Linked DNA regions of Mus musculus: regions 1, 3 and 4 are each linked to region 2. Evidence: chromatin loops called from intact Hi-C (ENCODE). Cell type or tissue: left cerebral cortex. All regions are shown on one strand. Region 1 overlaps Myt1l (myelin transcription factor 1-like). Region 2 overlaps Myt1l (myelin transcription factor 1-like). Region 3 overlaps Myt1l (myelin transcription factor 1-like). Region 4 overlaps Myt1l (myelin transcription factor 1-like).

Region 1 (8,000 bases), 130 kb before region 2:
GGAGGAGGACGTCACTGACTGTAATAACCAGGGGGGAAATCCTGTCGAATCCCTGCTGCATCTCTAAGGTCAGAAATGACTTCTGCGCTGGAAAAGGACAAGGCCCTCATGAGCCTTTTACTAGCAGATGGGAGGTGTAATGCTGTTAACCCTCCCTTTACTCACCGCAGGATCATCCTCAGGGTTTTGCCTGCCCTGCTTTCTACATGGCGTGGCTAAGGAGTCCATCTCAGCCCTTTACTATTGTTCTATGTCACCTTTCCCCAAGAAGATGAAAAGAAAATGGACAAGCTGCCCTACACAGTATCCCAGCCATGCTGACTCATGAAGCTGAGGAACTAACTGTGAGACAGGGTTGGCCCCTTCTCTGTCTGAGTACCAGGAAAGTGCCAGGCTTTCTCCATCATGTGTAGCAGGCCTGCCTCTCACAGGGAAGTACATTGGGAGAACACTGCACATACTCTGGTGCTCTAGGGAGGCAGATACGACATTAGGAGTTATGCAAGTGGTCTCATCACTCTCGCTGCGTAGTGACCTTTCCGAGTCATAATGAACTCATCTGTATGGCAGGGATAATTATCTGCCTGCCCCCTTCTCGCAAATTCCCACAAACCCCAGAGTGAGGCACACAGACTACATGTATTTCAAATGCCTGGCATGGGTGCTAGTTGTTCTCTGATCCTTTCTCTCCCAGAACAGATGCCTGGACAAGCTAGCCTATTCAAGGAGGGAATCTGGAAACGCTATGGGGAATGCATCTGAAGACAGAGAGTGCTGCACGATTTGGCCTGTCTTCAAGTTACTAATACTCAGTGTCATCTGAGGCCGCGTGAATGACAGCGCAAATGTGGAAGTGGCTGAGAAAATGACATTTAGGGCCAAAACCCTTACAGTTTAATAGAATTCCTATGGTTACCAGTATTTAACTGTTTCCAGGCTTCCCCTAAAGTTAACTCCTAATTATGTGGACTAAATGGAGGCAAACAGGCTCCAAGTCATTAGCAAACCGATTCTAAACAAGCACCCTGTCTTGGCCTTGACTAGAATGTCATGGTAAGTGTTTAGAATCCCATGTCTGGTTTTCCGTATTCAGATAATTTACCAGATTGTTGTCTTTCTGCCGAGGCTACCATTGAAAAGACTCCATCATAACTATGGGTCTTGGCAAACAGTCCAGAATTTTCTGTACTAGTCAAGGACAAGAAATGAGGTACAAATATTCTAACTTATAAAACTTTCAGGAGTCAATATTACTTGTTTCTCTCTAGTGATTAATGTTCTCTCAAAGTCAGGGGATACATTTGTGATGAACAAAGCATTTTCCAGAAAATAAATGCACATGTTTATGTTCTCAGTAAAAAGTAGGAACATGGATACCACAGTGTGCTGAGAAGAGAGGATATTGTGTTCCCTCTGTTGCACTGCGCTTGAGATTAGTCATCTCATAGAGTACCAGGGCCAGGCTGAGACCCGGGCCGCCTCCCAACCTGTCCAGGCCCAGGTGTTCCGAGGCAAATCAGAATTTTCATATGGGAATGGAAATCAGAGAAGTTTAGGTTGATCTACTTCCAAAGGATGAAAACGAGCCTAGAGATAGAGGTGCTTTTGTGGCTGAGCCCAGATCTGCCTATGTGATCACCAGTCAGCTACCAGCCTCCTTGTTAACTGGATTACACAAGTGATTTTTCTTCCCGTGAGGGCTTTATAAATGCTGTTGCCACAACTCACCTCCTCTAAGTTTGACTGTTAGAAATATTTTTATACTACACAGAGAGCAGACAGAATCACTTAGTTGGAAGATTTTCCTAGAATGGCTGGAACTCCATGCACTGGCTTTGTAGTAGAGTTTGTCTCTAAAAAGCGTGTCTGAAATAGAACTTTTAAAATATCTGGTACTGATCAAGTCACATACAAACATATTCCACATACCAAATCTCATACACAGTGAAGAGCAGGGTGTGTGTGTGTGTGTGTGTGTGTGTGTGTGTGTGTGTGTGTGTGTGTCTGTATGTGCGTGTACCCAGTAGAATTCAAAACACAAAGCCCAGTCCTATGGTCTATTTGTCCTTCCTAATCTTTGTAGAGACCCCAAGAAAGGTTCTCTAGTAGCTACTACTCCTGAAAGGCAACAACAGAAAGCCACAGATCACATGTGTTCAAGTGACAGAACTGAAAGACTATACTGGGATGCTGTGCAGATTTGCTTTACCGGTCTTCTGCACTGCCTGTTTCCATAGCAACCAGACTGCAGTCTTCTTGGAAGAGGAACACAGTGAGCTTGGTGCAGACAAGCAGCTAGACACCTAGATTTTTCTCATCAGATGAGGCAGAGCTGTGCTGTACACCCCGTCGGGTGACTACTGATATTCTCAGCATCTGTCTCCTGACTTTCTCTCCCCTTGATACTCCTCACTGTGCTGGCAAGAATGGAAGACATATTTCAGTCACCACATTTTGAGACTTGTGCTAGGGTTGCTAGCTCAGCTAGCCTGCCTCTGACCAGTGTCTTGACTAATGCAATTTAGGTCCTTTTGTGTTTGGGAAGGTGTATCAATTTTTTCATCATTGTGACCAGAGACTTGACAGAATCAAGTTAAAGGGAGAAAGATTTATTTTGACTCATAATTAAGATGATGCAGTCTCTTAGGGAAGAGAAGGTTGGTAGAACCCATAGTGGTAAAAGCATGCAGGCAGGACTCTTCACAACTCAAGCAGCAAAGAATGGAGACTGCTGGCACTCACCTCGATGTTTTACTTTTATTAATTTATTCCAGCACTCTACCCTATGAGGTGCATCCCCCAGCCCCATTTGGGGTAGGTCTTCCCTCTTTCTTAAAACATTTCTGGAAATTCTTTCAAACATAGACCCAGAGTCTGTGTCCGAGGAAATTCCAAAATGAAAATAAAGAGTAACTATCACAGAAGATCAGAAAAATAGATAAGGCCTGTACTCTGGGTGGATAATCAAGACAGCCCTGGGCTAATAGGAAAGTAGGTGAAAGGTGAAATTCACTTAAAGAGGCTAACAAAGGGCAGATCTTGACTGCCCACAGTTCTGCTCACTATGACCCCAGGAGCTCACATCACATAGCCTCCACTTCTTTAGACCAGGCTTTGAGCAGCATGCATCTCCCATCTCATCTTCCTTCTACCACCACACACACAGTGTGTAGCATGTGTGCCATCTCCTTGGAAGTAGGAGAGAAGCTGCCCTCTAGTTCACTGCTGTTCAGTACAGAGGCTTTCAAAGCCTCCAGGCACTGAGTGCATGGGGACAGGGCCCACCCCATGTGGTGTTCCTGCAACAGAGGAGGATATAGACTTTCTTGTAGCCCTAGGTTTCGTGCCCTGCTCCAAGTGGATCAACAGATATTCAGCTGAGCTAGATAACAACCCCAGACAGTTTTTACATGTAAAAGTCTTTTTAGGTCAACAAGGCGGGTGGGAATGGACCAGAGAGGCATGGGCATGTCATAGCCAGATGGTGCTAACTGTAGCCACCATAGCCATGTGTGTCCTGTTTCCTAATCACACCTTACTTAAGTGCTGCTGTTCGCTTTGTTACTAGTGTTTTATATTCACAGCTCATGCAGGGCTTTCTGAGTTCTTAAGGGCTAACTTAAAGCTATTGGAATTCTTCTTACTGATAGAACTTGGGGGTGTTCTCATATCACATTTGGAGAAAGGCAGGCACCCTCCTTGCTATCAGCATGCCTTCAGTGGCAAAGTGCCTCTAGCTTCCACCTGATTTTTCTACACCATCTTCAGATTTTTTTTATTATAGATACATCTGTTAGTTTTTCAGCACTTGTAGATATCCTGAGGATTTCAGAATAGGATTATCTTAAACCCAAGCCTTTCTCCTTACTCCCAAAGCCTTATCTGAACAGCATCATTACGAGGGGCACATGTGCTTAATAGGTCCCAAGCAGAAGAGGTGCCAGCGCTGTGGGATAGGAGGAGACACCTGAGGCGGTGAACCGTGGAGAGGAAAGAGACAATGGAATTTTGTTTCCAGATATTAATGAAATGCATTCTCTCTTGAATGTTGTTGAAAGTGAATGGTTGTTATTTGCATCTGATTTTCTATGGTTAGTGAAGTTTGTAAGGTTAGATGGGGCTTTTAAAAGTAAATCTATGTAGAACATTTTGCTAGTAACTCCTCCCCATACATTAACTGCATAGATAGATTAGAGGTTGGAAAGTTTAGATGCTGCATTTTGACTCCTTCTAAGGGTTTTGGAGGTTTCCATCAGCACGCCATCCTGTATCTGACAGTGTCACCAAAGGGGAAGCTGCTACCTTCTCCTGGGTCCTACTTTTGAAGCTTTTGCCTCTCAAGACTAAGGGTCTTAGGATACAGGCTTATCCCTGCATCCAAGGACTACCTTATTTCATCCCAGGAGTCCCTTTATCCCCATCTGAAGGAGAAGAGGACACTTGACAAGCAGGAGGTATCTGGAGAGGGCAGCACTAGGGCAGGCAGGAGGATTCTGAGCACTGGTGCAGGTCCAGTTTCAATAGTCCTGTCCATTTTCTGCTCTGCAGCAGCTCCTTCCAGTGAGCCTTTGCTTTGTTGCTGCTAAATCCTGGGACATGGTTTTGATGTGTCACACCCAATTGCTCCAAGTGAATTTCCAGCCTCTCTTCTGAAAGCTATGTTGTTTTGACTTCATTCTTAATCCTACCCATGTCTGTACATTGAAAACTTGAGCTCCTTGTCTGAAGACAAGCACACTCAGTATTTGATTTTGTCTGCTCCATGCCTGTGTGCACTTTGCTGTCAATATAACCTTGTAAATCAATCTAGCTTGTAGCATGGCCAATGCCTCTGTCACTCCTGAACAAGGTCTGACATGGTCTAGCATTGCCTACCAAATCAGGGCTGAGAGAACACAGACTAGATCATAACGGCCTATTTCTGACACACTCCTCTCTCACTGAGTTACCTGCTCAGAAATGATCCTGGTTCCTTACATTGTCTTAAAGTTTATATTCTCCTGAAAGGAAGTAAGAATTTTCAAGATATTAAGGTGCCAGCAGCTAAGTTGATCATTGGAACATACCTCTCAGAGAAAGTCTGACCCAGGACACTGAGGTATGGACAGAATAATGGATACCTAGGATGAAGAGGTACCTGTGGAGTTCTAGCAACAATTCATTAACCCCAAGTAAATACTGACATTTCTAAGAGTCCTAATTAAACAGAAAAAGGTAGAGCCCTTGGAAAGGGCACCAGACCAGCCTTCTCACCAAACTGAAGACAAATACTGTGATTGTCACATTCTATATGTGGTATGCTGAGTGGGTAACACACACACACACACACACACACACACACACACACACACACACACACATCACATCACATCACATCACATTTAGAACTCAAGAATGAAACAAAAAGATGACATCTTTGTAGTCATAGAAGTTGAACAGGTAGAAAATGAATACTCTTCATAGTATCAGGGTGCTGATACTATGAAGAAGAAGGAAGCTGGATGGGAATATAGGGGAGACAAGAAGCTGGGGAGGGACCAGTTCTCTTGAGGAAGGAGACTTCTGCAGATACTAGAATTGGTGAGAAGCAGTAAGTGCCAGGTTTTCAAGACTCCAGAAAAGGTGGCCAGTGTGGCATGTGAAGAACTAGGCACAGAGGATGAGAATATGGCCAGGACCTTCCCACACCAGGTCAAGACACCAGTACTAGATGCCTTCTTCTGAACTCTGGGAAGGTGGCTGTGTCTCATTAGTACTGGGAACAGTGGTTGTAGCAACCTCCAGCTAATCCCACTGTCTGGTTTTGCTCCAAGAGGTGGCAGTCTCCTAGGACCCCTGTAATGGTTTCTGATACTTCTCTGCAGTCCGTATTCCATTCTCTGACTTATAGATGAGGGAAGTCATCCAAGGAGAATTTCTGGTCCTTTAATTAGAGGTTATAAGGCTGGCTATGCATCCTGTATTATGAGTTATTTTAGTGTTTGGGGTCCCAAGCTTGCTAATGGCTACTTTCTCTGACTTCTACCCTGGCTGACAAGTTTCATCTGCAGAGCCTATAAACCATGGGAGGCAGGCAGGCACTACCCAGGCAGGGACAGTGACACTAAAAGATGCAGCCCTCAGCATCCTTGCTTCACTTTCAGGCACACTGATTCTAGGGCTGTAGACCAGCATAGAGGAACAAGGCTTCCTATAGGAAACAGCAACCTATAGGTTGCTTTACCTCTTGCTTCTGCCTCCTGAGTGAGTGCTGGAATTGAAGGCTTGCACAATCCTCTCAATGTTGTGTAGTGGTAGTCATTGGCTGAATAAAAAAAACCTAGGCAAGTTTCCTACCAACGGTAGTCACCTGTTAGTTGTCTATTTTGTAAGTAAAACAAAGATTTCTATACAGTGAGATGAGGGAAATTGAAGGATAAATAATTTATAACAAGAACCAAGCCACTTTTAACTTAAACACTGTGAACTCAGTTTCTTAACGTTTTCATTCATTAGGGAACTAAATTAATGGAATGTGAATTAAATTTCATTTATAAGGTTTTGATGGGCTTCTTAATGACACTTGGGCACTGGCTTATCTAGATTTGAAGATTTAAAAATAATAGGATAGTCACATCCTCACATCTCTGAGCTCTCTGAGATAACAATGACATTGGGCAGTTTCTTCTGTCTCGTTCTCAGTGTCCATCTGTCTCGCCCTCTGCTGTTCCTGTCCTCCTGTCTCTATGCCTGCTTGCGTCTCTCAGTAGCGTCACTCATCGTCTGGTCCTGTTCCTCACTTCTGTCTGTTTGTCTCTCTCCTCTGCAGGTCAACTGGTCAACCTAGCGGACTGCTTGCCTACAGAGCAGGTGTCAGTGTGGCTGCGCATCCTGCTGAAGGGGTAAGTGTAACAATCCTTGCCCTTCTGTCTTCAGAGCAGGGCTGAGGTAGGTGGATTTCTTACATCACTGTGGTGGGTTTGGAGGGGACCCTGTATCTTTGCATCCTCATCCCTGGTAGAGACTCTAACTCACTTCTAAGGAAGCCTATGGAGGTATAGGCTGTTTTCTCTATAACATGGTCTACTGACCCTCCGCATCCTAATGTGTTCTTGGCTTCAGCATGAATTCTTGAAGCTACCACTTCAGTGTGCAGTGCTTAATTCTGCATTCTTCTAGGCCAGTGTGTGTTTCTGCTTACTTCACTCAGTCTTTATCAAACCAAAAAAGAAAAGAAAACTCTAATGCAAACAGCAAACATAAAAGCTTCAGCTAGCCCGCTACTCTCTGAATACACAGGAAGCACGCTCCCTGTGTGAGACTATGGGCAGACACCTCGAGACCTTGCTCTGGTGTAGCCTTAGCAGAGAGCACTTTTCCTCACTGCCTGACACCCAGGCATGCCCCTTCCCTTCGGAGCTCAGGGGATGGTCTTGAGCACTGCTTTTCCCCAGGGCAGGACAGGCAGGTGTGACTAGGTCAGTGTTCCAGGTAGGCACAGCCACAGGTCTAGAGTGGTGCAGCACCGAGTGAATGCAGGAGAGATTATCATATGGTCACTTTTGATTATGGCTGCAATGTCACAGTTGCAAACAGTTCAGACTTGTGAAGATCTTTTGTGTCTTGTGCCTGCTTTAGACTGCAGAGAAAGACATGTAAACAGTGACTGGGTGATCTTATTTTATACGAGCTCTAAGAGGCTGGATGACCTTCCCAAGCTTAATGGCCCAGAGCCCAGAGCCCCATGGTATCGTGCTTCACTGTGACCACAGAGCATGTGTGTCAAAAAGGAAATGAACAAGATACACAAAACACACTGCTGGTTCTCGGCTGCGGGCCTTACAACAAGCCTTGTGTGTGACATCCTGTTTTCAGTACTACAGAAAAGGCTAGCCGCCAGCACTTTATGAATGTGTTTGCATCTTAAGGGTAGGAGACATTATATTTTTATCACGTTTTCTGACTTGTCTTATAATACTCACACATTCATGAAATTTGATAAAGTTTATTTTATGATTAAG
Region 2 (8,000 bases):
ATCTATTCATTGATAGGGGTGTTTTAAAGATTAACGGAGACAATGCATTTAGAGCCCTTCGTGTAATCTGGTCCGTAAATCCTGGGGTGGCAGCTATTACTGCTGCGCCTCCTGTGCAAGGATCGCCAGCCACCACCTTCTTGAAAGGCAGGATCTATGATTAGTTTCTCCCATTCCGAACACTTCAGTGGTTCTTGATTGCTGAGCAAATTAAGCACACGTTCGTCATCCTGCTGGCATGCCCTTTCTTGGCTCACATTATCTCAGAAGCCTTCCTTATCCCCCATAGCGGCTGTCATTTTCTTTCTCGAATCCCTTCAGCTGAGCACTTTCACCGCTATGCAAATGCATTTCCTTGTTTTTGTGCCTGCTGTATAAAGGCCTCCCCTTAAATGAAATGTATACATTTTTGGCAAGGAGCCACGGGTGTAGTTGGTGCCCAATACACGCTTGAATGACACCTTAGTGCTGGAAGATTTATAGTTTACTCTCAAACTGGAAGGCCATCAAGGAAATGCATATTTTATTTTCTTTGGAAGTTAAATTTTTATTGATTAGATGTCTGCATGGTTTAGGATTAGATAGTGTGCTGGGATTTATTATGAAAAGTCTTTTTCTTTGCTAATTGCTCATCTGCCTAATTCGCAGTCATTCTAAATATGTATACATTGCTGGTTTCTTTGTAGATCCTTCTAGAGCCTTTGTGACTATGTAACAAAAGAATACCCAAGCTCCCTTTTTATCATGTAAGAGGCAGTCTGTGTGTCCTTTTCATCTGCCGATGCATCCCAGGGATACATAGACGAAGTTAATTAGATCTCTATAGTATATAATGACTTCATAGAGATCTAATTAATTTAACCCCTAAATCACTGACTCTGGATAGGAAGTCATTTTTACAAGGTCACCTCAGAGCCAGGCCCTCATCTTTATCCTGCTCCAGTGACAACTTATACCTAGTTATAATGTGTACAGCCAGCCTCCAATGTAAGGTACTCCGATAGTCTCAAAGTCCCATGCATCATAGATGTGCAAGCATTTTAACCGTGATGTATTCCTATCACATAGTGTCACAGCGCACCTTGCACTCTGTGATGGTGACCACTCTGGCTAGGAAATCTGGCAAGCAATGTTCCTGTGTTTGGTGCTAATTGAGAATTCCTCTGCAGAACAGTCTCTGTTGCTATGGACACCGTCCCCAAAGGAGGTTTAGAAATTCTTCCACATGTCTGCATGTGCCAGAGAAAGCCTGCCTACTTCCTCTTTAATTCTCAAAGAAATCTCTGTGTGTGGGTGGAAAAGAAACCACCCAACACTGCAATAATCCAGCAACAAAACAAATATATTCACAATGGCCTTCCCAAGGACCCACATTTGAAAAATTAATCACATCCAGTCACTTAAAACAAGGTCAGCCCTGCTTCTGTCAGGGCAGCTGTATGTGCTGGGTCCCAGTGCTTATCCCAGAGCTAGGTAACATGGCTGCTGTGACAGTATACATCAGAGGAGTGCCACCTCTCTTCACCCCAGCCTTTAGAGATGCAGGAACAGCAATAGCAGAATGGCCATAGGGCAGAGAGGAGATGGCTCCTGAACGACCACTTGGCTACCATTAGCAAGAGGACAAGGGTATCATCTGACGCACCGAGTACTACTGTCTTAGGTTGAAAGGAGCATTGAAACGGGCTCCTTATATCCTTTGGGCATGCGCCATTGCCTCCACTTTGCCAAGTGGGTCCTTCAGGCTTGTCGGAAAATACCAGTACCATGTTAAGGGCTCTGCCTCTTTGGCTCATTGCCATGTGGCCCTTCCTTCCTCACCAAGGCTCCTAGGATGGCCAACTAGCTCCTTTTTTAAAGGGAACAGAAGCAGAGGCTCGGGTGAGTTCTGGTAGGAAGGTATCATCTCCGATTCAGATGAGGAAATGGGATCAACTGCGGGACGCCTTCACATTACTGTTAGGCAAACAGAGCTATGAATATAGGAGAGTGTTCCTCCATAGCTCCATGCTTCTAGACTCCAGAATATCAGACCCCAAACACCAGGTAGTAGGGTTATGACTGGTCTATTTTTGGAATCAGATGATGTCAACATTTGGTGACAATTGTTATAAGGGTGTGTGACTGCCACTAATGTGATATAACACTGTTGACTGTATAACAAACATTACTGTTCAAGTTACATTTTGAACATATTACCTCCTCACAATGGGTACCCAGTAGTTAAGAAAAATGATTAATATGCTCAGAATTCATGAAAAAAAAAAAACCCTAAACAGGGCTACGTGGAAAAGAAAGAAAACGGAAGCATTTCCCATGGGTAGCAAGTCTCATTTTGAAGCTGTGAATGACTCTGTTCTGAATACTACCAAAGTACTAAACTCAACTACTATATTGAGGATGGAATCACCTAGTTAAAAATTTAAAACTAGTGAAATATTTTAACAACAACATAAAACTAAAAAGAAACATGAAGGCTAGATTTTTGAGGAAGCTGGTGAGTCCGTCAGTGGTGGCAGATGAAGTGTCCTAGGGAAGGACATCATATGACAAGTGGCGAAGAGGCTGCCTTGCTGGGGCAGACTGCATGGCTAATGTTTGGCTTGAAGGACTTCCCTCTGCAGTGTGTCAACAATAGCTCTGAATAGCATAAGAGGCATTTCTTATACCCTCACCCCTTCAGGAGCCCTGTAGACTCAGGTTCTCTGGAGCAGGAGGCAAGAGGCCAACGGAAGTTGTGTCTGCCCTTTGCCATCAAGAGGCTTCTTGTCCCACCCACAGCAGTCACCATCCTGAAGGAGAAATCTTCCCACCCAGAGTGGGATCCCAGGTCACTCAGCCCATTATAAACACTTCAATGGGAGACATTACTGTTATTATCCAAGATAATAGATAGGATCATAGCGGCAACCCTTTTTATTACTGGAAAATGAGGCTCTCATCTCTTCATGCTCTGTAATGACATCTACTTTTATTTATTGATGATTTTATTTTATACCTAAGACAAGAATGATCCAATCTTCAGAAAATGTAATTTAGCAGGGTAGTTTTTGCACAAGCTCCCGTGCGGTGCCATCTGTAGTGAATAAGTAGTTTGACCTGGAACAGGAAAGATCTATAGCTGTCATGGAAGTCAGCACCTCTGTGAGCTGTGACCACAGAAGATGCACAGTACAGGATTGTAGATTAGGGTCAGAGGTGTCCCAAAGAGCTTTCTCTTTCTAGCTTGGGCACAGCTGTAGCTGCCTTAGAGAAAAGCCAATGCCTACACAGGCAGTGTCCCGTCCTCCTAGCCTGGCCCTAGGGACAACAAAACTTTGCTTGCACTCGGCTTTCTCTCCTCTCTACATCTGTGACACACAGAGATTGCTTTCTTTCTGAGTTCAGTATACTTTAGGTTTAATTTTTTTTCCTTATAGCAAAATGCTAACACACACACACACACACACACACACGGGTGGACTGGGTTGATAGTCATTATAAACAACATTTTCCTGATAGAATTTTCAGAGATGTTTTAAATATGAAGGAGGCATGGCATGTTACAAGCCTTTCTCATAAATCCCTTTTATACTTTTTCACATGTGTGAAATGAAGAGGAGCTGGGGGAAGAGAACAGGAGGAGGCCCTTACCAGATCTGAGCACCCCAACAAATTGACACTTGAGGTAGCATAGTATAAAAAAAAAATAGAACTTGTGTGCATGCTGTCAGGAGTTTGTACAGGAGAAGAGGAGCAGGATTTTTTCAGCAGAGTCAATACAACAAACACCAGAGCAAAGTGCACCATTCATCTTTATGTCTAAGGGGTGATGACCCACCATGATACTGAAGAAAGATTCTGGGTTAAACCGAAGTTAAGCATCTTCCAGTCAGGAGCCAATTCTAACAGGCGTCAGATCTGAGCAGCTTACAGGAAGCCAGCGTCCCTGGGAAGTATGCCACAAGGCCTGGCTCACAGAGGCAGGGGTTTCCACTCTGAAACAATGGGAACAGACCAGAGTAGGGGCAGCATATATACCTGCTGTCCTGGATGCCTTTCAACTTCTAGAGAAACTGCAAGGAGTGTTCATTGTCACTGGCTGAACTCTTTAAACTGGGCCATATGCTGAGTCTGCCTTCTATAAATAGGGCCCTGACTGCAACCAAATTCATCTCCAAGGCAGAAGCCTGCTGTGTCCATAACTGCATGATTTAAACAGCTCCACCCACACATCAGGCAGCCCACTCAGTCTCTTGAAAAGCAAACTGCCAACTACAAGCACTTGATGCACAAGGCATTTTGAAATCAGTATGCCCAAGGCTGGATTTCTCTTTTTTTTTCCTTTCCTTTCCTTTCCTTTCCTTTCCTTTCCTTTCTTTCTTTTTTTTTTTTTTGTGCCCCCAAGTCTGTCCCTGTGTCCCATGGCTAATGATATTCACTGCTATCCTATACCCGATGTCCTGGCAACTCAGTGCAGTAGCCAACAGCAAGGTACTGGGTAGACAGAACAGGGATGTCTTTGTGTGTTTTGGTCCTTGATGGTTTTTATTAAGTTAGTGAAATACCCAGAGCCCAAAGAACATTGTCCATAGGGGAGAGATAGTTTCCACCTCACACAGCTGTTGCAAGAACTGCCTTATATCAAGATATATGCATGGGAAGCCATCATGAGAATCATGTACATGGCTCAGGAAACAAATCAAGCAAGCTGTAAACACCCTAACAGAGTCCAAGGCTGGATTCAGGCTCTGGCAGCAAGGCCAGTCATCCCACAAGACACATTACTGTAGTTGGGATGTGACTGTGAACTTCAGTCATGTTTCCATCCATGTCACATAGCACTCTTGCTTTCTGTCTGACAACAGCTTATCATTCTTGCCAACACCAGTAGAGGTGTGGGGCAGGGGTGGGGTGGGGTGGGGACATGATGAGCACAGAAACCCAGGGGACAGTGCAAAGCAATCTGGTATCAGTGTTCTGCACGCATTCCCCCTTACTGCTGTCCAAACTGTAGCTTGGTGATCTGTTGTTCTTGCCCCACTCCGCCACCCATAACAGCATGAACACCCAAGATCATGACCAGTAGTCTGAAAGGGAAAACAAGGCAGGAACGGAACGCTGTGGGTGATGGGACCTCAGGCAGCAGTGAGCATTACCAGAACAGACTTTAGTGAGATGGGTCATTTAATTGGGGGGAACAAAGGTTGGTTTTTTTTCTCCTTTTAAAAAAAAATTGGATATTTTCTTTATTTATGTTTCAAATGCTTTCCCCTTCAGAAACCCCCTATCCCATTTCCCCTCTACCTGCCTCTATGAGGGTGTTCCCCTATCCACCCATCCACTCCCGTTTTCCTGCCCTGGCATTCCCCTACACTGGGGCACCGAACAACCTCAGGCCCAAGGGCAGCTCCACCCACTGATGTCCAACTAGGCCATTCTCTGTCACATATGTGGCTGGAGCCATGGGTTGTTCCATGTGTACTCATTGGTTGGTGGTCCAGCTCCTGGGGCGTGTGTGTGTGTGTGTGTGTGTGTGTGTGTGAGCGGGTTGGCCAGTTTACACTGTTGCTTCCCCCATGGGGCTGCATACTTCCTCATCTCTTTCAGTCTCTTCTCCAATTCCTCCCTCAGGGATCCCACACTCTGTCCAGTGGTTGGCTGTGAGCATCTGCCTCTGTGTTTGTCAGGCTCTGGCAGAGCCTCTCAGGAGACAGCCATATCAGGCTTCTGTCAGCAAGCACTTACCGGCATCCACAATATTTAAATCCCTGGAGATGAGTTGGGGCTATTCGGGGTGGGCTCTGGTACTGAGGATGTCACATTTGCATAAGGAGGAATTCTAGGTATGGCTGGACATGACCTTATAAGGAGAGAGCAAGTTTAACCTGGTTGCTGGCTATGTGACCTCCTCAGGTGGGGCAAGGGTTGAGCCCAGGAAAGGGAGGGAGTGGTCTCACTCCTGCCAATCTCAGGATGAGATTTCTGGGGTTTGGATATACCTCAACTCCATTCTTGCTCTTGGTCAGCTCCTCCACTGCTCCCTGGTCCTACTGTGATCTATACCATAACTTAACAAGCATTTGAAAGCACCTTTAGATTCATTTCAGTGATACTTGGGCATCACAAGTATGAGGAACAGCCTATAATCAACCTCACAGCCCCCTGCAGAATAAGGTCGTGAGCCCTATTTGGGAGTTACTAGCCTACATAGACTATGCACTTACTGGGATCCCTGTCCTGAGATGGCTGGCCAGCTCCTTCCCATGTTACAAACCCAACACCTCAGGAAACCAGTGAGATTCTTAGTGACAGGCAAGTTGTGATGGGGAGGGCCCAGGACAAGCTAACAATGTGTCAGGTGTCATAACTCAAGTTAGTCAAAGTGAACTTTAAGCATCAAAAGACAAAATGAACAGACTATGAAATATACCCTCTCTTAACATTTTCTTAAAAACAACAACAAAAAACCCAAAAAAACCCCAAAACCCCCAAAACCTAGCAGAGAAAAATATAAAGTAATTTTAAGTCAAATGCCAATTATGAAATGTTCTAAGAGGAGGGAGGCCCCAAAAACATATAGGTAGCAACCAGAACAGGTATCTGGATTAATTTTTAATTAATATTGTATTAGATGATAGCTGTGTAAATAAAGAATTGTTTTTCAATTTTGGTCTGCCTCTCTTGTCTCTTTTTCTTGTTCATGAAAAAACGAAATCAGCCATGTGTAGAAATATAATTTAAGGCAGGAAGAGTCACAAATAAAACACACACACACACACACACACACACACACACACACACACACACACACACACACATCTCTTTCGGAATAAATTCATAACTAAGAGACTCTAAATCTCGGAATAAATTCATAACTAAGAGACTCTAAATCAATTCTTCACAGTGCTATAGCCATGGAGAGACACTGACAGGTGTCATTTGCATATACATGTCCCTAATGGCGCCTAGACCAGTAATCCAAACCAATAGGAAGTCTGCTCTCTGGTGCCAGGAAACCAGGACCCTGGGCTGCAGGTTTCCAGTCAATAGACACTACTGGCCAGAGGAGAGGCAGATTTTAATGTCTCCTACCAAAGGCATGCACACATGCTCTCCAAGCCTTTTCTGTACAACAAAAAGCACAAAGAATTCTTTCTTTGACCTCTTATTTGTTTTTAGCTTTTTCTCTTCTCTAAAAAAAAAAAAAAAAAAAGCCCACAGTTGCCTGACCATAACCTTTCAAGCCATTTAGTGTCTGGTTTTGTTTGTTGTTTTATGTTACTTCATGGTAATTGGTTTTATCTGAGTTACCAAAGACCTCCATTGTTCCAAAGCCCAGTGGCTGTGTTCTGTTCTCATCTGCTCACCCCTGGCAGAGCCTCCCTCTTTCCTACTCGTTTTGACTTTCCTTTTCCCCTTTCTAGTCAATTTCTGACCTCTTCCCAGGCCCCTCTTCTAGTTTGAATTTCAAACTGCTGGGCTTCAAGGTCCTTGCTCTTATGCCAAGCTCTTATGCCAAGCAACCCACAAAGCAACCCACAAACAATCGAGGTCTGAGAGCATAGAAGGCTTCCTACTATTGTAGATTTTCCATTAAGAAGAGCATTAGCAGTGCCTAGTCTTTGGGGCAGGGGTAGACCTTCCAAACTTCCCTTATAGAATGCAAGGCTCTCTCAAGCTGCTGCACATACCCCGTTAGTGGCTATGAGGTGTCCTGACTTGAAGGCTGTGACCTCAAGGGTCTCATTACTCTTAACCAAGGACTGTCCTTCAGGAGTGACTCAGCTATGAGCCACGAGCAGCTCACCCTCCTGATGGTAGGAAACGGAGCTATCGGTGCTGTAGAGGAGACCTGTGCACTACCTGGTGTCTGCCACTGTCCAGAAAATCACTCTAGCATTTTGTTACTGTGAATCCATAAGAGAAGTTGGCTTGCCCGTGGACATTGTCTTCTTGTCAGTCATTTCTATGTAATTTATTTCAGAGTGTTCAGAACAGAAGGTCACGTTCAAAGTGTC
Region 3 (8,000 bases), 59 kb before region 2:
TATGTGTATATGTGCATGTGTATATGTGCATGTGTATATGTGTATGTGTATATGTGTATGTGTATATGTGCATGTGTATATGTGTATGTGTATATGTGCATGTGTATATGTGCATGTGTATATGTGCATGTGTATATGTGCATGTGTATATGTGTATGTGTGCACATGAACATGTGTTTGGGAGTCTGTTGGGTTAGAATTACAGGTTGTTGTGAGCTGCCTGATGTCAGTGCTGTGAACTGAAATCTAATCCTCTATAAGAGCAAGTACTCTTAACCACCAAGTCATCTCTCCAGCTCTCAGAAATTTACGTTTAAGTAATAGAGTGTTCTAGTGTATATCTATGGGGAATAGGTGGTGTTTTGACCTATACTATGTAGAATATCCAACCAAGCAAATTAAGACATACCTAACACCTTGATAACTCACTACTTTTGTTTTTTGTATGTGTGGTAAGCATGTTAGAAACCCATTCTTTAAGCAATTTATAAATATGCATGCTATTCTTAACTACAGCCATTATGCATGGCAACTGATTGCTTGATTTCTGCCTTCAATCTTGGGAAACTTGGTCCCCATCATCATCTCCTCCTTCTTCATCCCACTGCCAGCCCCTAGTAACCAGCTCTCTTCCTGCTGTACCTAACAGACAGAAAACCTGTCATGGGGTTCTGGGGAGGCCTGCCCAAACTGGTATATGTACAGAGTCTCATCCTCCTAGGATGAGGCCCAAGTGTAAAGGCCGATTCCCAGAGTCTGTCTGTGTCACACGGGCCTGGGTAGTATTTCTCACACTATTGTGAACTCTTTGGTTCATGCTTCCCACAGTGAATGCCATCTAACAGAGGTTAGAAAAGACCATTCTTGGTATTGCCTACTTTTAGTCCCAAGAAAGAAAACTCCTCAGACACAGAATGCTTCAGGTCCTGTACTCTGCTCACCTCAAGGTCACTGGATGAGCAGCAGTTGGGAGGTGTCAGACAGCAGACAGAGTTTGGTTTGGACGGACATCATTCCACTCAAGGTCAAGAGTAGGTCTGACTTCCATTCGAGAGAACCATCATTTCTTTGTGTGAAAAACTGAGTTCAGAGTCTTAGGCAAGACAGAACCATGCCCAGGAGAAGAGATTTAGTGTCCCAGCTAATCTTAACTCAGAGCCTGCATAGTTGACCCATGAACATGATGTTGGAGTTAAGTTAGACATCCAGAGGCCATTGTACAGTCCCTGATGACTGACTCTCATACTGATTTCTGCTCCATAATTTCTGCTTGTACTTGTAGTCACTCTACATGTATAGACATGTGTACAGACATGGATTTATGCAGAAGCAGGCACAGCCTTAGTCTGACCCTATGACTCACTTTAGGTTTTTGTAGAAGGAATTGTAGACTGTGTACCTCCTTCTGCTAACTCATTCTCACTTAGTAGAACAATTTTCCCATACGGTAAGTAGCTATACCTCTGTTCTGTTATAAGCTGTGACCCAGTAATAGAGCCACATGTAATTTATGAGTCTATCAAATGACTAGCGTGAATCTAGGATCTTTCCTTGTGGCTGGAGTAATGGCTCGGCAATTAAGTTGCTCTTGTAGAGAGGGTCCAAGTTTGATCCCCAGCATTCGAGTGACTGCTCACAACTACCCAGAACCCCAGTCTCAGGGGATCTGTTGTCCTCCTTTGGATTCCAGGGTATGCATAGGACATACATGCAGGAAAAGTACCCATGTGCACAAAACAGTATAATGATTAAAACATCTAAAAGAATTTGGGATTTTCCCACTAGCATACAGTGTTCTCATAAAGCGCTCCCCCTCTCTTTCTCTCTTGCACCCTCTATGTGTACAGATGTATGCACTTTTTGTAAGTATGACTATTCATGTGGTCAGTAGTACATGTGAATATGCATGCATATGTGTATGGAATATAGAGGTCAGCACCAGATGGATCCCCACAGTTGTACTCATCTTGTTTATTTGTTTGTTTGTTTTAAGTCAGGGTATCTCACTGAGTCTGGAACTCATCATTTGGTTAAGTCAGCCAGTGAACTTCGGGGCTTGGCCTGTCTCTGCCCTCTTAGCACTGAGCTTCTAGGCGTGGGCCTCCATGTCTGGCTTTTTATGTGGATTCTGAGATTTAAAAACACCCAGTTCCTCACACTTGCATTACTACTGTGCCATCTCCTCAGCTCTTTCAAAAATACTCTTCCCGTGTGTCTCCTTATACATTATAGGGATAGAGACACAAAATTTAACAGGTACTGAATAGTCACCCACCCCATGTTGTATTTCACTCACCAAAAAATGTGAGTCTATATTTTCCAGCCCTCTGGCCACTTCTTTGGTGTTCTAGGCTTCTCTGCCACATTGATGGAATGCTCGAATTCCTTGTGTCTGCCGCACTGCGTGACTAGCATTTCTGTCATGTTCTCTGACCTCCCTAAATGCATCCCTGCCTTTCTATGTTGCTATGTGTCATTATAGATCTTTTTCTATAATTCATTAGGTCTTTCCTGTAACCTGCCAGCAGTCTGTGAGCTTTTTGTATATAAGATTTTCTTATAGCAACATTTTGAACTTTGACCTAGTTACGTTAATTGTTTTATTTTTCCCATAATTTCCAATTTGTGCTGCTGTATCTAAGAAGCATTTTCTTATTTATGGTAAAAGGCATACTATAGGGTTTTCTTGTAATCTTTGTGTAATATATGGATTAAAAATGTGCATCTTTAATTAGCCAAAGTTTATTTGGGGTATATATAAACTAGGAACTTCGCCAGTGGGCACAGTCCCAGTGAGTGTAGCACCACTGTCCTGGGATGGCCCCTTCAGAAAAAGGGAAGCCTTGGAATAGAAGATATTGGCTCAGACTCCAGGAGTCGGAGAACTGGGTTAATGCAGAGGCGGGATGGACAGCTGCCAGGATGGGACACTTTGGCTGGCAGGGCCTCCTGGGTGACAAGTATTCCTAAGGAAGGAAACTGTAACACTTGGGTAACCCTAGAAGGAAGATACAGAGAAGCTGTGAGGAACCAGCAAAGAAACTTCTATACTGAGGAAACAGAAAGTCTACAGTCCAAGAGGGAGAGGTACTACGTATAGGGTCAGAGGGTAGAGTAGTGAGCTTGGAGTTCTCAGAGTGCAGGAATGGAGAACCTGACCTAGATGAGGTTGAGGACAGGCAAGCCTCATCAACCTGGATTCTCACACCCCAGGGTAGGCCTGGGGCTTATTCTGAGCAGCAGAAGAGCCAGATATAGGACTTTAAGCAAGAGAGTGAGTGGTATAATTTATTTTTAAGTAGACTCCCACTGCCTGGTCTGGAACATTCTGGAAAACAGATGGTAAGTAGCAGAGTACACTGAGACACAGTCCTTAGGAAAAAGGTCATTTATTCACTTCACTAAGACCCTGCTGATCTCGAGATGCCTAGAGTGGAGAAGGCAGCATGGTTCATACTTGCATTCATTTACTGTGTGTATGACTATGCTGAGCTCCAGCTATGACCAGGACACCATGCTTGAGCAGGGCATGGACACTTAAAGAAGCTGCAGTTTCAAAAAAAAAATGTTTTTATGTGAGCAGGCACAGAATGGGCCAAACCCTGCAGGATGGAGCATTTGTTCATAAGGCTTATCAGACAGATGTCTTCATATCACACAGCACATTGGCACCCTTGTCAGCTACAGACGGAATAGCCTCAGAATGTTGGTTAAATATGCCCTGACTTTGCCCTGGCAACCCCATAGACATGCATCTACTAAAAATGGGTAGGATTTCTTCCAAGATAGGAGAAAATCTCTGCCAGAGAACACTCGAGACTCTTCGCTGCATACAGAGAAGAGTGTGTATGTCATTGAACCTGGGCACATCCTCCAAATGGCTTCACACAAATAGTTATATATTAGGTTGATCAGCATCTCGTCCATAGGAGTAAATGCTCTTGAGTTTACAGAGTAGTCTGTATAGTCCTCTGTCTCCTTTGGCTAACTCAATAGTTTCCAGGCACTAACTTGAAAGTTTTTAAATAAAAAGGAAACAGAACTCAATCATTCAGTGACGTCAGAAGAGGTATTGGGAGAAATTTCAATCTTCCCTTTTCTACCTGGCAGCCCACTGGTCTTTTGGGACCAGACAAGTCATGTAATATGCTGCTTTGGAATGTTAATCCTTTAACCTGATTTTGCCCTCTGAAATTTACTAAGTTCCAGACTGTTAGTTGATATGGTCAAATGAGTCAAGTGTGACAGAAGAAAGTCACCTGCTGTCTTGTGACCTAAAGCAAGCAAGACCATTTTTTTTTCTTGGATTATTGCTGCTTCCTGAGAGCTATTCACAGGGCCCATACCCAGGTGTGATTGTCCAACAGTATTCTCTGCTGTGACTTAGAACTAGATATTTTTCTCTACCATCTAGAAATGTTGGTTCTGAGAGATGCTGGGCTAGCCCTGCAAAAGGAAGGCTGCCAACATCACATTTTATCAAACCTGACTGTGATGGGCTCAACTCTGTCCCTCAAAAATCCACAGTTGACGTCCTCACTGTAGTATTTCAGTAGTAGCCTTATTACTCTTTGTTTCCTAATTGTTGATGTCACATGATCAGCTGTCCCAATCATCATGTCCCATCATGCCTTTTAACCATGATGGCTGATACCCTCAAATTGTAAGTCAAAATAAGTCATGCCTTCCTTAGTCTTCTCCTTGGCAGGTATTTGGTCACAGCAATGAAAAGATAACTAATATAGAAGTCAGGCCCAGAGATAATAACATACATGGTAGAACACTTTAAGAGATGACTGGTCATGAGAGTGAGCTTCCATTTGCTCTTGGCATTCTGCTGAATGAGGTCCCAATATCTCCTCTCATCAGGTAACCAGCCTACTGGGCCTCTGAATTTGGACTTCCCAGCTTCCAGAATGATAAGAAAGCACATTTCTATTCCTTATAAATTAGTCTGTCCAGGCTGTGTTGTTATGGAAGCATAGACTAAGTGAATTTAGATTTCATTAGTTAAGATGAGGCCATGAGACGGTGAGGCAGTTCCTAATCCAGTTTGGCAGCACTCTTATAAAAGGGTTGTCCATACAAATGCACAGGAGGAATGACATGAGGAGGTAGAGGAAAGGGGGATGCCTTTCCAAGTCAGAGGAGGACAAAGGCTACCATCAGCTGCCTGGATGAGACTAGGAGCAGACAGGTCCTCACAGGTGGAGCCAGCACTCCAGAGCTCTAGAATGGACCCTGCAGGCTCCATGGATATAGGAAGATTAAACTGCCTGCAATTGGAGCCCATTGAGTCTGCTACCAGGGCTGCGCTGAAGGCACTGTTTTCACTGTCTGTCCTCTGCTTCAGAGGTGCTGCACTGCTTGTGAATCCCCTCTCTTTGTTCCAGGTTTGTTTTTAGTCTGGCACCAAGTATCATTGAAGATGGCTCTTTGCGGGGCTTTCTGTTAAATGGAGATGCAGATCAAGTGGTCATGTCCATATGCTGACCACGAACCTGACAATGTGGTGCCATTGCTGACAGTTGAGGTTAGTGTGAAACTGTCTATTTCCCACCAGAGGCTTCTCATCATGGGGTGTCTTCAGAGGCCCGGAGAACCTTCTCCTTCCCTGAAGAATTAGCATCCAAAATTTAGCTAGCTAGAATTGAGTTGTTTGGACTTGCCCATAAGTCCTCCTGTGTCAGAGGGAAGGACAAAGGGAGAAGGTATAGAGTCATCCATAGTTATAGTTGATAAGCTGATAGGAACTGATGGCAACTCTGTGGCCAGAAGATACAAGGGCCAGATGGGGGCAGGAATGAGCTAACAGAAGAAGGTAGTAGTAGAACCATAGCCCCAGAGAGCTATGGCTCCTCACAGGGGCATGGGAGTTAACCTGCTAGTTGTTCACTGAGCCTAATTCAGGACTATGGTAAAAAGGGCCAACAACAACCTGGATTCAGTGTGCATACCCTCCTCGGGCTTGTCTGTGTTCTGAGTTCTGTCCATAGAATGGGACCATCATTTTCTTTTGTCTCCAGTCCAGCATACTGTCAGAGACCATCTCTAACAGAGGTGAGGTCTTAGTACCTGTAAGCTATTCTTTATGAAGCAGGTTTGATTGGAGATAAATATATAAACGTAGTCTTTAAATATGAGAGAGAGGGAGTCATAAACACAGCCAGAGCTTGGTGTGGGCTTTGCAGAGAGTCACCATTTACTAAGACACACAGACACAAGAGCAAGAGGAAGAAAGAAGCTTGAGAAAAAAGAAAGACAGGTAGGGGTGCAGGTTTCTCAAGGAAGAGTGGCCCTTGAGGGTGTTTAGGTAAAGCTCCTAGCATTGACTTCAGGTGTATTATTCAAGGAGACCATTTCCACCATACCCTGATTTCTGGAGGTTGAAGCTAGACCCAGGCTCTTGCCCCATCAACGAAGTGTTTGATGGATGATAGGAAGCTGGGGGCTGTGGGAGAACCCTCTTCTTACACCAAGTGGATTCCACCCCTTTCAAGGCTTGGGCTTGGGTTGCATGATCCAGAGACAAGAATGGGGACTTCATCTCTGCTAAGTCGCCATTTCAACCCTAAACCCTAACATCATTGCAAAACATTGGAAAGGTTATGGTATCCTTAGGAGAAGTAGACAGTAAGGTAAGTTGTATCTTACGTGTGGTACAAGGAACCTTTTTAAATTTACTAATTTTAAAGCCCCTTGATTAAAACAAAACTTGAGGGCAGAATTATTTTGTCAGCTCATTTTTTATATATATCTGGAAAGCTTGGATTCTCTTTTGAGAAGATATTTTACATGTATTTTAAAATACTCCCCTCAAAAACAAATGCCAGTTTCAAATAATTCTGAATTTTTTATCATGACTGTAATCTAAAAATTATCATATTTTATCTACCTTCTGCCACTACTCTGCCTAACAACATTTTCTCAGAAGTCAGCCTTCCATGATGTCTGCTTGTCTGGGTTGCTCCTCTATTCTTAAAGTCCCTTCCAGCTCTGGGTGAGGTGATGGCCCCTGACAGTCTCCAAGCTGTTCTCTCTACTCTTGCCCACAGGTCGATGTGGCCCAAAATTCTGCTCTTGAGGCTGCACTTTCAGTCTTGGCAGGTTCACTTAATGCATTAATTTAACTTTTTTTATCTAATTAGGAAACTCATGGAGTTTTTCCTCCGTAGTCTCTTTGCCCTTTATCACAGATTCTGCCCTCTATTTTAAGGCTCAGTCCACAGACTTTACCTCTAGGCCAGGCCCTGTACTTCAGAACAAATGCCAGTATGTTTTGCCCTGTCCTGGAGGCCTTACACCCCACCACCACCCCAGGCCCTACCCTCAGACCCAGTCTGTTGAGTGGGCTCCTTTCCAGGCTCTCAGATCCTGTCAATCATCTCACCAGCCAAATCTTTGACAGCCGTATGTCCTCAGTCACCTGTTCCTGAAGTTGAAACATTAGCCTGACTCTCCCTTCTGCTTTCTTAATCAGTTGCAGGGTCTTGCTCAGGAAGGTCTTTCTGCTTACGCTCATATCCTAGCTATCTTTCTGTGATGCCGGTATTTGCTTCAGTGTGGGCACACTTGACTCTAAACTGAAGACAGAAATGCAACATAAAGGACACTTGGCAGTTGGGGGTCTCAGAAAGGAATGACGGGTCTAATAGTCTATTTAAGTTTTATTTGTTCCCTCAACTGGCTGTGTATCCCCAAATCTGGGACATAGTAGAACAGGATGAACTGAGAACCGTCTCTGCTGTATATGCACCCTACCTATATAGTATAGCCCCACAGGAGTCCCTCATGCTGACCATCACCCACATATCTTAGCCTGGGATGCATGCTCCATTCATGGTGTGGCTCTCAGGCTCAATGAATTTCTGCTCTCAAATGGAAAGGCTCCCTTGTATTTGCCTAGTGTGATGTTTGCACAAAATACCCAACAGTATTTGTTGAATGGAAGCTGGTTTTTAAATTAGTAAGCATAAAGTTATAAACTGACTTTCACATGG
Region 4 (8,000 bases), 140 kb before region 2:
CTTAAAACTAAGAAACAGACACACATAGGAACACAGAATGAGACAAAACTGTATCAGAATTTATCTAGTTGGGCATTAAAATAGAATTGTAGGAGAACCTATGAGCAAATAAATATTCATGTTCCTTCAATGTTCTTTATCTAGTAGTCCTTTATCTTAGACTTTGGGATAAAATATTTAAATGGAGGGGGTTTTGATTCTTATTCCTTTACTAATGTGTCTGTGTCTATTTTAAAAGTGGAAACCACCTCAAACACAAAAGAATTAAGTTAAACATTGGTGCCCTTATACTCTTTAAGCAATTTTTGTTCTGTATAATAGATACCGATAGGTGTTTGCACATCTCAATCTCAAGTCTTAAACTTTTTCTGAGGTAAAATATTGTTAAAAGTCCTTGCAGGCAGGTATCCCCATATTTCCACCATTTTTGAACAGTGTATTTACGTAAAATGGCCCTTAATTTCAGGAGGGGTTATTGATCATTCTATTTCCCATTTATATCAAACTTTTTTCCAAAAAGTAAGACCTCAAGAAGCTGGAAAGAACACAAATGTCCCTCAACAGAGGAATGGATACAGAAAATGTGATTCATTTACACAATGGAGTACTCCACAACTATTAAAAACAATGAATTTATGAAGTTCTTAGACAAATGGATGGATCTGGAAGATATCATCCTGAGTGAGGTAACCCAATCACAAAAGAACATATATGATATGCACTCACTGATAAGTGGATATTATTAGCTCAGAAGATTGGAATACCCAAGATAGCAATTCACAGAGCACATGAAGCTCACGAAGAAGGAAGTGTAGATACTTTGATTCTTTTTAGAAGGGGGAAAAATACCCATGGAAGGAGTTACAGAGACAAAGTGTGGAGTAGAGACTGAAGGAATGACCAGCGGGAGATTGCCCCACCTGAGGATCCATCCCATAAACAACCACCAAACCCAGACGCTATTGTGGACGCCAACAAGAACTTGCTGACAGGAGTCTGATACAGCTGTCTCCTGAGAAGCTCTGCCAGCGCCTGACAGATACAGAAGTGAATGTTTACAGGCATTCATTAGACTGAGCACAGGGTCCCCCGTGAAGGAGCCAGAGAAAGGACCCAAGGAGCTGAAGGGGTTTGCAGCCCCATAGGAGGAACATCAATATGAACTAACTAGTAACCCCAGAGCTCCCAGAGACTAAAACACCAACCAAACAAAACACATGGTGGGACTCATGGCTCTAACTTGCATATACAGCAGAGGATGGCCTAGTCGGTCATCAATGGGAGGAGAGGCCCTTGGTCTTGTGAAGGTTCAATGCCCCAGTACAGGGGAATGCCAGGGCCAGGAATGAGAGTGGGTGGGTTGGGGATAGGGGAGGGAAACCAACCAGGAAAGGGGATAATATTTGAAATGTTAATAAAGAAAATATCTAATAAAAAACAAACAAACGAGAAAAATGAAAAAATGGGTGTTACGGCCGAGGGGAACAAAAACCAAAACCAAAACTATGGTGAACCACGTTAGTGGTTAGTGTTGGCTCACGGTCTATCTACAAAGGCCAATCACAGATGACAAACTTTTCCTTGCTCAAACCTGGAAATCCTGCCCGTACCTCAGTGGGAAATACTGCCGGTTCGTCATCCTGAAACACTGCTGCTGCACCCAACTGGGAGACAGCCCAGCCCTGGATGCCCAGCCTGCTCCTGGGCGGACTCACTACCTGCCCTCGGCCGGACTCACTGCCTCTCCTCAGCTGGGAACACGACCTGGGTCTTAGCCGGATGTACGGCCTGACTACCGGAAACACTGCCTGTTCCCCCCGGAAACACGGCCGCAGTCAGCCTACTGGAGACAAGGCTTATCAGCCCGAATGCAGCCTGGTCTCAGCTTGAGGTGGGGAAAACCTCAGCGCGCACCTGACTGGGAAGTCCTTCGTGGACTTCCGGTGTGTGAAATGGAAGCTGTTGGGTGGGCTGGGGCGGCCACCGCAGTGAGGGTTTGTGGGAGGTCAGAGCGCGAAGGACGTCCTCTCTGGGACCAGGATGGGGGTCCTTGAGGCTCGGCCTGCATGTGTTTGTCTGACTTCCACAGCCTCTCTAATTCATGGAAAACATATTTAGGAAATATAAAAACTGCTAAAAGAGACGATAACCCAGAATTCTTTCAGATTTAAAACTGTTGAAATTTTGGTATAATTTTTTAGTACTTAAAAAAAGTGATATAATTTGCCCCTGATTTCACATGGCACTTGCCATTTCTTTTAGTTGCTTATGTTGTTTTGTTTGTTTTGATTTTTTGAGACAGGGTTTCTCTGTGTAGCCCAGGCTGTACTGGAACTCACCCTGTAGACCAGGCTGGCTTCAAACTCAGAAATCTGCCTGCCTCTGCCTCCCAAGTGCTGGTATTAAAGGCGTGCGCCACCATTGCCTGGCTTATTTGCTTATGTTTTAAAAGCACCTTTTCTGGTGTGGTATTAGAATAAGAATGTGACATTGCTGAGCTATTTTCCTTCACAATTTCCCACATTTCCTTTGGCTAAGGACTCTGCTTCCTTAAACATCCTTGGGAATTGCGGGAATCCTCCACTGATTAGTGGACTGAGAGGTGGGGAAGAAGTTGGACAACTTGTTTAGTATTCAGTCATATCTGCAAAGGGATAGTGGCAGTAAATAGGAAACTGAGAGGCAGACAAGAGGTTCACCTAAGTTCTCATCATAATGCAGAGAATATCAAAAGTCAGAGAAGGATTATCTTGGAAAAGAGGGATTATAGCTACATTTAGTTTTTTATTTTTGTTTAAATATATAAAAATTCCTATACACTTTTTAACTTTCTCAAAGGAGAAAGGAAATTTAATTAATTGCAAAAAAAAAATACTAAATGAGGACCAAAATGTGTCTATCTCTTGCCTAGTAATTTTCTCTAAGTAACTTATCCCAAAGAAATACCTATAGTAGAAGCCAAATGCTGTATCTATGGGAAACTATTCATCATTACTCTTTAGAGACAGCCCGTATGCCTCTGAGCTAGCACAGAGTTATGACTGTGGTACAACATCCACGGAACTGGGTATATTCAAATGAGAACATGACGATGATAGCATTTTATGGGGAGACATTGTCACGAGAGTAAGAAAGCAGAAATACACGGACTGTCACAGACTTCATGAGATGTGTGTGAAGTCTGTGAGGAACGTAGATGTCGTCTTCTACCTATAAACATCTTCCTGATTTTGGAAAACGGGGTTCAGTCTTGCTCCTCGGCACTTTTCCACTTTAACCTGCAGTGCTAAGTCAGGTAGTCGTGAGCCCCTGTGCTCTGTCTTGCCTGTCAAGCGGCAGTGATGCCACCTACTTCCACCCACATCTCAGGGTGTGTGAGGATAAGGGGTGATGACAGCTTTGATGGCTTTTCATACAGAAAACTTCCAAGCACAGGGAATGTGGCATTTGTCATTCCTGCATTTTTAAAAAGGCCCCGTGCCACCCATAAGCAGGTGCTGTACTTTGCTTCAAACTGGGATAAAATTATAATGGGCTACTAACATTACTGATTTCTAAAACTTCTATTTTAGTTAGCATTCATAGAATTATGAATTGTCAGGACTACAAATCATAGAACTCCATCCAGTTCTCTGACTGCTGAAGTCATGCTGAGCCACTGGAGTTACACTGACCACCAGACTTCTACATACTCTCTCAGGATTGAGGGCACAGGACTCAGCTTCTAATCTGGCATAGCTTCCTTCCCTCCTTCAAGAACACATCTACTCCATGGAGCATCTCCAACACTCTCTCTGCTCTGTGTCAGGATAGATTCTGAGAGAAATCCCTTGATGACACACTTCGGCTGAGTACCTGAGGACTCGGTCTGAGGCCTGGTTGGATTTGGACACATCACAGCTCTGGTGTTTCTCTTGGGCCTTTGCCAGTTTTTCTGCAGCAGCAATGGGGCATCCAGAGAGGCTACAATGACAGAAGATAGATTTAACTGAATGGTCTCAAATGGCTTGCCACACACTGATAACATTCACCATGTTCTGTCCTTCATCCAGCTAAGATGACCCTGAGGTAGATGGAGGTAGGAGAATTTCCCAGCCTGCCTGGTACTATATATTTCCTGGGCTCTGGCATATAGCTCTTATGACAGACAGCACCAGGCCTGTCCGATGAGTATGCCAAATTCCAGGAAGCAAATACAACACAGGCTGGTTAAACTTTCAGGCAGAAATGCTGGAGTGCTGGCCATTTCTGCAGGTCAGGCAGTAGCAGCTAGAGAAGGAGTTTTTGAGACTCAAGAGTGGCAGTTAGTTGGCTATACCAGAAGGTGGCACTCTGAGCTGATACCAGAGGTATCTATCTATAAGGCTTCAGGGATTCTGACTTGAGCTCACCAAAGGAGGGGCAAAGAAAGGGAGGTACAGCAGGAATACCTCCAGGACTTCAGGCAAATGTGATTCTTAACTAGTGCAGCAGGATCAGGATGGCAGAGGGAACACTGAGGCCTCTTTGTTTGAGCTGCTTCCACAGGAAGTCATAGTATCTGCATGCTTGCCTCCGTGTGTTCTAGCTCCGTGTGTGTGGCCATCCATGTGTACACGTGTGTTGATGGCAGAAAAAGGAACTGACACTGTGGGCTCTGCACAGCACTCAGCCGGGATCTCCTGCATCGCTGCCAGCTCCTGCAGACTCAGTACCAGAGACCTTCTGCAGGGCATAGAGCTGTGGTCTGTTTTATTATAAACTTGACACTGGTAACCAAGCTTCTTGTTGTGACTAACCAGTGAGGTAAAAATTAAGAGAGCTTTTACAGCTTCCTTCCCCCATTTAAGAAGAAATCTAAGCTGTGGCAAGACAGATCTAACCGAGTTACATTTTGCTACTGCAAAAGAAGTGATCTGCTATCACCTAGATTTTGAGAGGAACTTAGTGACTCTTATAATGTCTGAAGAGGATGGGGAAGAAAGCTGGAACACTATCAAGAGTACAATTCTGACAGTGTATATTTTCAGCAGTAGTCCAGTTAAAGCCATTGACCTGGAGCCGCGTCCTCACTGGTGTACCCCTGCCAGATGCGTTTGGACATCTGCTCATATTTTAATGATGTTGATGCTGATGGCCAGGGGACTCATCAAATTCAAGAGCAGCCAAGTTAGTCCTCTGTATTTGCCCTGCTGGGTTCTAGTTCACAACCCTGAATGGTAAGTGACAGACAGCCTCTCCTATGAGAGAAGGTTAGAGAAACTTGCTGGATTCCTTCTGGTCTCTTTCATTGTAAGTGGCTATGGGTTCCATCTTAGATGCTGTACTGAGTAGGTGACTTTGTGAGGGAACAGTGCTCTATTATACTAGAGGAGGCAACATAACTGAAGAAATTAAGTCTTCAAAAACGGGCAATTGACCCTTTGACATTTCTGTACGTGCTATGACCAACTCTCCAGGAGCAATGTGTGAGGTCTGCCGCTCTCCTTTGGAAGGGAGGGGCTGCATAGCAGTAAAGAGCTACCATGGGGAAGGGCTGTGGGTGGCTTCTTCTAGCATAGACCCCAGCAGAGTGTGGCTTACCTTCTGTGCGAGTTCCTGTTGCTATTCACATGCCCTCGCCCTGTGCAGCCTGGAGTGGGACACTTGAGAACATTTTCATGCATGGCAAGAACTTGACAAAGGAGAGGCAAAAAAACAAATAGCCCAGCATTAAAAGAGAGAAATATTGAGAATACAATATGCAATTGTTTTAACAGGCTAGATTAGTTTAAGACAAACTACAAACGTCTGTGATGTGCATGACCAGGAAATATATGTGGGAAGAGAAAGAAGATTGTATGACTGTCCTCAGGCATGCAAAGCAGGGTGCACTGGCAGGGAGCCATGGGGGTCAGAGAGCGCCATAACTGAATAGTCCCATGTGGGACAGAAGCAAGGGCCACCCTAGTGTATCCCATAGATAAGCACTGGATGCCGATCAGCCATGTAACAGCACATAGCCTGGGCGTTTAAAAAAAAAAAAAACATGCCTGTGCTTTGGAAACACATGGGATTGTGAAAGTCTGATGTGAGTGAGCCAAACTTTAAATCTCATTTTTAAAATAAATCACGTTTACCTAGGAAATTAGAATCTTTTGTGCTTTCAGTAGAATGAACAGGAATAATTAGATCCCTGCATTTTTACCACATGAAATTAACAAATAGGAAGATGAGAGAGCTGGTCCCCAGGGCACAAGGACACTGCCTACTGGCATCCAGGGAGGCTGGTCCTTATTGTTCCATCCTTTGTCTGCTGAGACATGTGGGGTTAGGAGTGATGGGGAAGTCAAGACAACTGACTTCAAAGGAGCCTGCTGGCCATATATGCTCTGCCTGTCTGATCTAGATGTCTGCAAAGCCCAGTCCTAACTGCCTGCAAAGCCTGCCTATGGTCAAGTGGTCTTGTGAGGTCTGCTCAGCCATGTCTGCCCACACTTGTCACTATTGTCCATGGCTTCTCTCCCGTGGAGCGGTCATTGTCTTGCTGGGCCCTGTGTGAAGTTTCCACATGCCCTTGTGCCTGTCCATGTTTTGCGTCTTTACTACTGGTGAATTCCTTACGAACAGTCCATTGCTGTTTTGTTCTTAAGCCCTCATAGCTCCTGCCTCTTTCTTTAGGTATGGCTAAAGTTATGAATTAAAGTTTAGATATGAATTAAGGTGGAAATGTCAGCATTCAGCTCATTTCCTGTGAGGGCCTGGAGGGGGCCTAGGAGAACCCCTTTCAGAGGACTCCCTATCTCAGAGGAAGATATGCCCTTCTCTTTGAAATCTGCAATCTTACTAGCCTATTGACCTGTTAGAATGGCACACACTCCTCTTTTACCTTAACACATGCCTTTCTTTCTCTTTATGCTAAATATTTCTATTATAAAATCTTCCCTGGAGAGAGCAAACACCTTTCAGGCTTAGCCGTGCGGTAGAGTTTAAATGGCTGTGTCCTGCTAAGTGGAGACACAGAAATTATCTATGTTCAGTCCACACCTGTAGTGGCATCTGCTTCCTCAGTCTGCATGTTGCCTCTGTGAACTGTCTCAAACCGTTTCTCCTCTTCAGTTTGTGGCGCTACCCTCACTACTTTCCCCAGTCTTTCTCTGAAGACTGGGAAGACTTTCAAACAGGAACCCCAGTGACCTCTAACCGTTCCTCCTAGGCTCCTTCTGAACCTCAGCCTTCATACCTGGGGCTTTTGAAAAAAATGCTATTTTACCTGGTTGCTGCCCCACATCTCTTTCTTTACCTCACCTTTCCACACAAGCCTATGTTGGGGCTCCTTTCTGTCACTCACACTTCATGCCTTTCCCTGGTAACTCACTCCTGTTTTTACTGGAGCTCAAAAGATGCCACCTAGGGTGCCACCCACTAGACCTACTTCTTGGTATCCTCCCATGCTACCTAGCACACTTTAAGTCTGTACTGTGGAGTGGTGACAGAAACTCTGTCTGGCTCAGTTGGGGTCTCCTTAGGCACAGAACTGCCCTTTGTCATTTAGTCAGTATGTTACAGGGCAGAGCCCTTCACTGAATTCATCTGGGCGGAAATGGATGGGAAGCCAGCCCAGAAAACCAAACAAGGCTACTATGGAGTACTCTACTTACTATTATCTTTACACTTTACAGTATTATGAAGAACTACTCACGAGAAAGCAGTTAGAGTTCCTCTGTACCTCCATGCCGGCTATACCCTTCATGAGACATGTTCTCATCTAGACCAGGCTAATGTCAAACTCAGCCCTCCTGCTTCTACTTCCCAGGTTCTGGGATTATAGGAATGCACCATGCCTGCCTTTAGAAATGCTTTGCTTCAGACAGTTTGTAAGACCAGGTCTTACCTGAGCTACACTTACTGCCTGCTAAGGTGGGTCTGAATGTGACCAACCAGGGCAAGCCTATTCAGTTTCTAGTTCAATAGAGCAAAACCCATACTTGAACCACATCTAGATACTTCCTGTGAAAATAGAGTCAAGGAGAATTCTTATC

Evidence for each region. A loop is a pair of places that touch in the nucleus more often than their neighbours do. Peaks named below come from ENCODE experiments on the same cell type or tissue, not always from the same donor. Only the 100,000 strongest peaks of a DNase experiment are listed, where the experiment ranks them.
Region 1: it touches region 2 in a loop (2.4-fold over the local background); 3 of 42 quality-filtered maps call a loop at or near these places.
Region 3: it touches region 2 in a loop (2.6-fold over the local background); 6 of 42 quality-filtered maps call a loop at or near these places.
Region 4: it touches region 2 in a loop (2.6-fold over the local background); 3 of 42 quality-filtered maps call a loop at or near these places.

Annotation. Positions count from the first base shown.
Region 1 is chr12:29,816,716-29,824,715 of GRCm38, reverse strand. The region is part of intron 9 of Myt1l (myelin transcription factor 1-like); the gene reads right to left. Among named protein-coding and RNA genes, the nearest start is that of Gm46346, 95 kb to the left of the region's middle. In left cerebral cortex, no CTCF peak of the experiment used is centred here; DNase peaks (open chromatin) are centred at 625, 1,695, 2,256 and 3,524; H3K27ac peaks cover 4,274 bases.
Region 2 is chr12:29,691,464-29,699,463 of GRCm38, reverse strand. The region is part of intron 3 of Myt1l (myelin transcription factor 1-like); the gene reads right to left. Among named protein-coding and RNA genes, the nearest start is that of C630031E19Rik, 9.0 kb to the right of the region's middle. In left cerebral cortex, no CTCF peak of the experiment used is centred here; DNase peaks (open chromatin) are centred at 1,205, 1,760, 4,177, 5,590 and 1 more place; H3K27ac peaks cover 5,911 bases.
Region 3 is chr12:29,750,950-29,758,949 of GRCm38, reverse strand. All of the region lies in intron 4 of Myt1l (myelin transcription factor 1-like), which reads right to left. Among named protein-coding and RNA genes, the nearest start is that of C630031E19Rik, 69 kb to the right of the region's middle. In left cerebral cortex, no CTCF peak of the experiment used is centred here; DNase peaks (open chromatin) are centred at 2,935, 3,232 and 3,639; H3K27ac peaks cover 1,757 bases.
Region 4 is chr12:29,834,003-29,842,002 of GRCm38, reverse strand. Myt1l (myelin transcription factor 1-like) reads right to left here. Exons shown (of 25, transcript NM_001093775.1): 12 at 5,563-5,653; 13 at 3,856-3,963. Among named protein-coding and RNA genes, the nearest start is that of Gm46346, 77 kb to the left of the region's middle. In left cerebral cortex, a CTCF peak has its summit at 4,312 (motif pointing right); DNase peaks (open chromatin) are centred at 3,111, 3,340, 3,940 and 4,362; H3K27ac peaks cover 348 bases.